Regions from separate parts of the Homo sapiens genome. Here region 2 is linked to region 1. A link is a loop called in an ENCODE intact Hi-C map of the cell type or tissue named here. Cell type or tissue: PC-9. All regions are shown on one strand. Links, peaks and the distances in the headings refer to the core of each region. The heading gives the core; the rest is flanking DNA. Region 1 overlaps LOC124901607 (a long non-coding RNA gene). Region 2 overlaps WIPF3 (WAS/WASL interacting protein family member 3).

Region 1 (2,916 bases), core at 242-2,741:
ATTGTTATCACTCCATGAGCGAGGGAAATGCAGCCCTTGTTATTTTCCAACATAGTCTCCAGTAGAAACAGTTGTTTGTGACACTGAATTAGTTTGTTAAAAAATTCATACCTGAAAAATTGCATCATATATTACTTTAAAAGTAATGACTGTAGTAGGCAGAAAAGTGCTGCCTCTGCCCACCCAAAAATGTCCATGTCCTCATCCCTGGAACCTCTGAATATGTTACCTTACTGAAGCAAGAGAGACGTTGTAGTTGTCAATAAATTCAGAATCTTGAGATAGGGAGCTAGACCTGGGTGGTCTCTGTGGTCCCAGGGTGCTTACAAGATTCCTTAAAAGTAAAAGGGGCAGGCAGGGTCAGAGTGGTTCAAAGAAACGCTCAAGGCTATTGTTGGTTTTGAAGCCTGAAGAGGGCCACCAGCCAAGGGATGCAGGTGGCCTCTAGAAGCTGGAAAAGACAAGGAGATGGATTCTCCCCGAGACTCCAAGAAGAACACAGCCCTCCTGACACCTCAATTTTAGGTGAGTCAACTTAAGTCCCATTTCAGACTTCTGACCTCTAGAACAGTAAGATAAATTTGTGTTGTTTTAAGCCACTGAATTTATGATAATTTGTTACATCAGCAATGGGAAAACTAATACAATGACTATTCTTTAAGGTTTCAGAAGGCAGCTGATTACAAACTACTTCGAAAAAAAATCTGATAAATATGGCCACTAAATCCCTATGTGGCTAATCACATATACTTTTCTTTTTTTTTCTTTTCTTTTTTTTTGAGATAGCGTCTTGCTCTGTCCCCCAGGCTGGAATGCAGTGGCCCGATCTCAGCTCACTGCAACCTCCTCCCCCCGGGTTTAAGCAATTCTCCTGCCTCAGCCTCCCGAGTAGCTGGGATTACAGGTGTGTGCCACCACGCCCGGCTAATTTTTGTATTTTTAATACAGACCGGGTTTTGCCATGTGGGCCACACTGGTCTCAAACTCCTGACCTCAGGTGATCCACCCGCCTCGGCCTCCTGTAGTGCTGGGATTACAGGCCTGAGCCACCACATCCGGCATTAATCACATACACTTCTTCTTGACTTCCTGCCCTCACTCCTGAGCCCTGGTAGTGTAGGGAGCCATGCTTTCTTGAAGCTAGGCCTGCAGGTATCTGGGCTAGCATGCTGCTGTCAAAAGAACCGCATGGAACTTTCCATTGCTGGCCTTGGAACATCCTTGTAAGCAGGCTTCCAAATGTAAGCATTGAGATTAGAAGGGCACAGCATTAAAAAGAACAACCTTTGGTTCAAAGTTTCTGTTTGTATTTTCTAGAACTCTTAAAAGTCAATATATGTAGGTGGACAAAATATTTGGTGAAATTACAGTTCTGAAAATAGCCTTATGTTTGCCAGGACTTGAGGAAGGCCCCCAAGTGATGTCTAGTCCACCTCCTGCAAAGGCAAGAAGGCGGAGGTTGGGAAAGTCCACACTGACATCTAGTGATACAAAACTGCACTGCCAAAGGCTCCAACTGAAGCTATTTGCAGCAGTGGGCTCCTCAATTCTGATGCATCTACTGCCCCCCAAGAGGGCTTGAAGACTCAGTGCACACCAGCCAATTTCAGCTGCCCTGGTGGGGGCCAAAGCAGTTCAGGCTTCTTTATGTTTCACTTACAAACTTAGTTTGGCCATCTAAGAGTTTTGCCTCTTAATTTTTGAAATGATCATTTCAGCACATTTTAAAGCTATAGAATTTACTGCTAAAAGCTTCTTTGTGCTTGCAGTGGCCAGACCCTTTAATGCCAAGTGAATTTTTTTATTTTCTATATGTTCTCAGAACAAATGCTTGGGCTGAAATGTCCTGAGCAAGGAATGATCTGCAGCAGGGGATGGAACCAGTACAGCAGGTACTTGTCCTTTTTAGGCCCTGAGAACACTGTCTGCATTTCATTTTCAGCAACTCAGAAGTCTAAGGTACAGAAGAAATGACAGAGAATGCTTCTTCTGTCTTTCCATTTTTCTTCTATACACCAATGAAAATAAGTCAGCAGAGATACGATTTCTAGTTCCTTCCTTAATGGCGGCACAGTTAGAAGCAAGACTGCATTTTTAAGGTTGTTGCAGTAACCCAGGTGAAAAAGAATGAGGAGGCTGCACAACAATATGAATGTACTTAATGCCACTAAACCACTTAAAATTGGTTAAAATGGTAAATTTTGTGTTACGTCTATTTTACCTCAATTAAAAAAATAATGAAGGCTGGACAGCATCAGTAACAGTAGGAATGGAAGAAGCTTTTGCAGGACTGATCAAATGATTGGATGCAGATACGTTTTCACATCGTTCTCATAGGCAAAATGTACACATGAACAAATACTAAACTGTTTAGAATACTAATGCCAAAAAACTTCTACAACCTCCACATCGAAACAAACAGACCTGAACATTAGGAAATAATCAGATTTTACAAGGAATGTGTTTTTTATACACTTTGGACATTTTCTTTCATAATATGTAAATATCAAAACCTTCAAGCAAATCATACAGACAAGAAAATAACATGTGCTGCATTAAAAACATACAGACTTAGCAAAGAAAGGACAAAAACAAAAAACCTCCTAAGGCAGTTTTGACTCTCAGAAATATACGAGAGAGCTAAAAACACTGACAGAATTCAGTTGCTTCTGTGAAGCAAGCGAAAAAGGGGAAAATAAATAACTTTTAGGAAGGCACTCCAGACCTGACCTGTACAAACAGCAAATTCAAAGGTTTTGAAAATGATGAGTTTTTACTTTTTAGAGTTTGTAATCAATTGAAATAGTGATTCATTGACATTCTGGGGAGGCATTAGAAATGACCTAGAATTTCTCTGGTAAAACATAGCATTTCAGTACGTTTAGAGGTACACGTAGCTGGTTTCTCCAGTACAGT
Region 2 (2,916 bases), core at 125-2,624, 400 kb after region 1:
CAAGACTAAGCCTCAAGAGACTTTATTTATACTTCTGTCTTCTCTCTTGGAACCCTGCTGCTGGCATGAAAACAAGGCCCAGACAGCCTGCTGGATACTGAGAGACCACGTGATAGAGGTGAGTCAGGCCAGTGGTTATAGCTGAGGCTCCAGAGGTTGGAAAAATATGAGAAATATAAGATTAGCAAAGCTACCTACACAACCTGCAGTTCTTTATAGATGCAAGAGGGAGCCCAGCCAAGACTACTCTAAGCTGCTAACCCACAGAATTGTAGGCTAAAAAATGATTGTTTAAAGCTTTTAAGTTTTAGGGTGTTTCGTTACACAGCAGTACCTAACTGATATGATGACCGAATCATTACAACTCATGCATTGCTAATGCATCCACAGTGATGTCACTATGAAGTTCTATTACAATTTGGACCTTCTGTTTATATACACTTTGCAGTCTGGGCTACCATCACGCCATCACTAAGTATTACACACTATTACAAGTCATTTTTAAGCTATTACAATGGAATAATTTAAACAGGATGATGAATTAAAAGATTTCTCAAGAACCATTTTGTACTTTGGAAGTTTCTAGTGCTTAAGGTCCCAAGAACATGATCTTCTACTCTATCATGCCCGTTCAGTAAAACCATGTTGCTTACTGGCATGTGTGGATTGCCCAGATGGTTCCACAAGTTAAGGAGATACAGACCACAAGGGAGCCAGAATGAATTCTTCCTTACCTGCTACATCCCGCTGGCCTGCTGGTCGCAATACAGGAAAGCCACCAGCAAACAGATCTCCCAGGGTGGGAGGTGTGCTCGCGCCTCGTGTGTTTGCAGAACCTCCTCCTTCTTTGTTGGTTCCTTTAGAACCTTTAGAGAGAAGACACAAATAGGCAAGGACTTGAGAGCAGAGCTGAGCAGCCAGGTCTCATTTCAGACCATGGTCTAACACTGGTCTACCACTGCCCTTGTCAGCCTTCCCATTCTCCCACCTCCAATGTCATCCTTTCACTCAGCATCCTCCCCAAGCACCCTCTGCCTTGATACCCTGTAGACTCACATGCCCTGCCCTCTCCAGTCCTACCAAAGAACTAACCATCTGTGCCCAGCTCCCCTGAAAAGTGACCAAAACAAAGGGACCTGAACACTGCCATTTTGTAGATGCTAACAGAGCAACTGGCAGCACCTTCGAATTAGAAAACCCAAATGTGGTAGGTGTAGAGCTGCTCTTATTTTCAACTTGGCTATGGAGGACTAGACAAAGAAAACCCACAGATTTAATTCAGTCAGTCATTTTAACTTCTTGTCCACAGAGCGCTGACCAGAACAGCAGGCAGGAGGTAAAGCCTGCCATGACTGTGCCCTGGCAGTTTCCTTCCTGTCTCTCCAGCCCTCAAGCCCCCAGCCCCTCGCACCTCCCTGCACCTTTTCATCTATGGAACGGAAAGATCATGAGCCCCTGAGGAAAGGTGTCACTAACTCCAGCCTTCCAGACATGTGTGATTACCAACTACAGAAAACGAGAAGATACTCAGCTTAGACAAGAATTCCTGGCAGAAAATATTTAACAACTTGAAGCTAATATGCACAGAGAAATTAGGGCACAGTGCCCACTGGTGGATGAAAGTGGCCAGATTATTCTGAGTATTAATATTGTACATTACTTACTCATGAGAATGATTAGGAAGTGAGTGTTTCAATGAAATTGATTTACCTGTTAATTAGGCTTAACCAATTCGATCATGGGTTTAACCAGAAACTAATTTTTAATGTACTCAATGTTGAAAATATTTCTCAATGTTGAAAATATTTCTTTAAAAATTTGTCTATCCTTGTGTGTTGACATTTATAATTACAGATAGGAGATATAATTCTATTTTTAGGACTATCTTTAAGAATTACCATCACGCACATCATAGCAAAACATAGGAAGACATAATAATACCTTACATTACAGGGTGAGTATCCCTTATCCAAAATGCTTGGGACCAAAGTATTTCAGATTTTTTTAAAATTTTGAAATATTTACATATACATAATGCGATATCTTGGGGAATGGGACCCAAGTCTAAACATGAAATGTATTTGTTTCATATGTACCTTTACACACAGCCTGAAGTTAATAAAATATTAATTTCATGCAATATTTTAAAATAATTTTGTGCATAAAACAAAGCTTGCGTTCATGGAGCCATCAGAAAGCAAAGGTGTCACCGTCTCAGCCTCCCATGTGGACAATCTGTGGTTTGTCCATTACCATCATTCCTGACACTGAATTTCTATGCTACCAATAAGCAATCATTTTCCTACACTTCTTCACACATAAGTACTTAGCAGTTAAAAATATGGCATACCATTAACACAGCAAAAAAATAATGTGTTCAAGGTAACTAAGCAACACAGTAGTATCACCAGAATACCCGGATCAGCTGTTAGACAACGGCAGCAACAAACAAAGGCAGGCTTTCAGTCTCCTGCGATGCTGTGTTTTGATTAAAGGTTACTGGACACTGGATCTCATTGTTTTAGGTGAGAAGAAACATCAGAAACCACTGAGAGACCAGGAAGTAGGTCCTCTAGAGTTGAGGCAGCATTCTGCTAGCTGGCTTTTAAAAATGTTTCCTCCAGAGTCATCTGCTTCATCAACAATGGTTTTTGTCTCAGAAGCCTCTCTCTGATTTTGTAAACTGACATCATTTCTTGTTCTGTTATGAATGTATGCTACTCTTGTCCTTCAGTAAACACATCATACATTTCCACCATGTCACCTGGAGGCACATTTTCTTCAGGGTTAACGTCATCTTCATCATTCACATGAGGCATCATGTCGACATTCAAAAAGTTTCAGATTTGGGATTTTTGGATTAGGGATGCTCGATCTGTACTAAAGAGTTCTGCATATATTATTTCAACTTTCAAC

What was found. A loop is a pair of places that touch in the nucleus more often than their neighbours do. Peaks named below come from ENCODE experiments on the same cell type or tissue, not always from the same donor. Only the 100,000 strongest peaks of a DNase experiment are listed, where the experiment ranks them.
Region 2: a loop joins it to region 1, with 3 times the contacts of the local background. A loop is called at or near these places in 3 of 110 quality-filtered maps.

Annotation. Positions count from the first base shown.
Region 1 is chr7:30,274,866-30,277,781 of GRCh38, reverse strand. The region is part of intron 2 of LOC124901607 (a long non-coding RNA gene); the gene reads right to left. All of the region lies in intron 1 of LOC105375218 (a long non-coding RNA gene), which reads left to right. Among named protein-coding and RNA genes, the nearest start is that of ZNRF2, 8.3 kb to the left of the region's middle. In PC-9, for the core only: CTCF peaks have their summits at 1,274 and 1,477; no DNase peak of the experiment used is centred there.
Region 2 is chr7:29,876,959-29,879,874 of GRCh38, reverse strand. It overlaps WIPF3 (WAS/WASL interacting protein family member 3), which reads right to left. Exons shown (of 9, transcript NM_001080529.3): 4 at 735-866. Among named protein-coding and RNA genes, the nearest start is that of WIPF3, 72 kb to the right of the region's middle. In PC-9, for the core only: CTCF peaks have their summits at 1,424 and 1,633 (motif pointing left); DNase peaks (open chromatin) are centred at 1,604 and 2,524.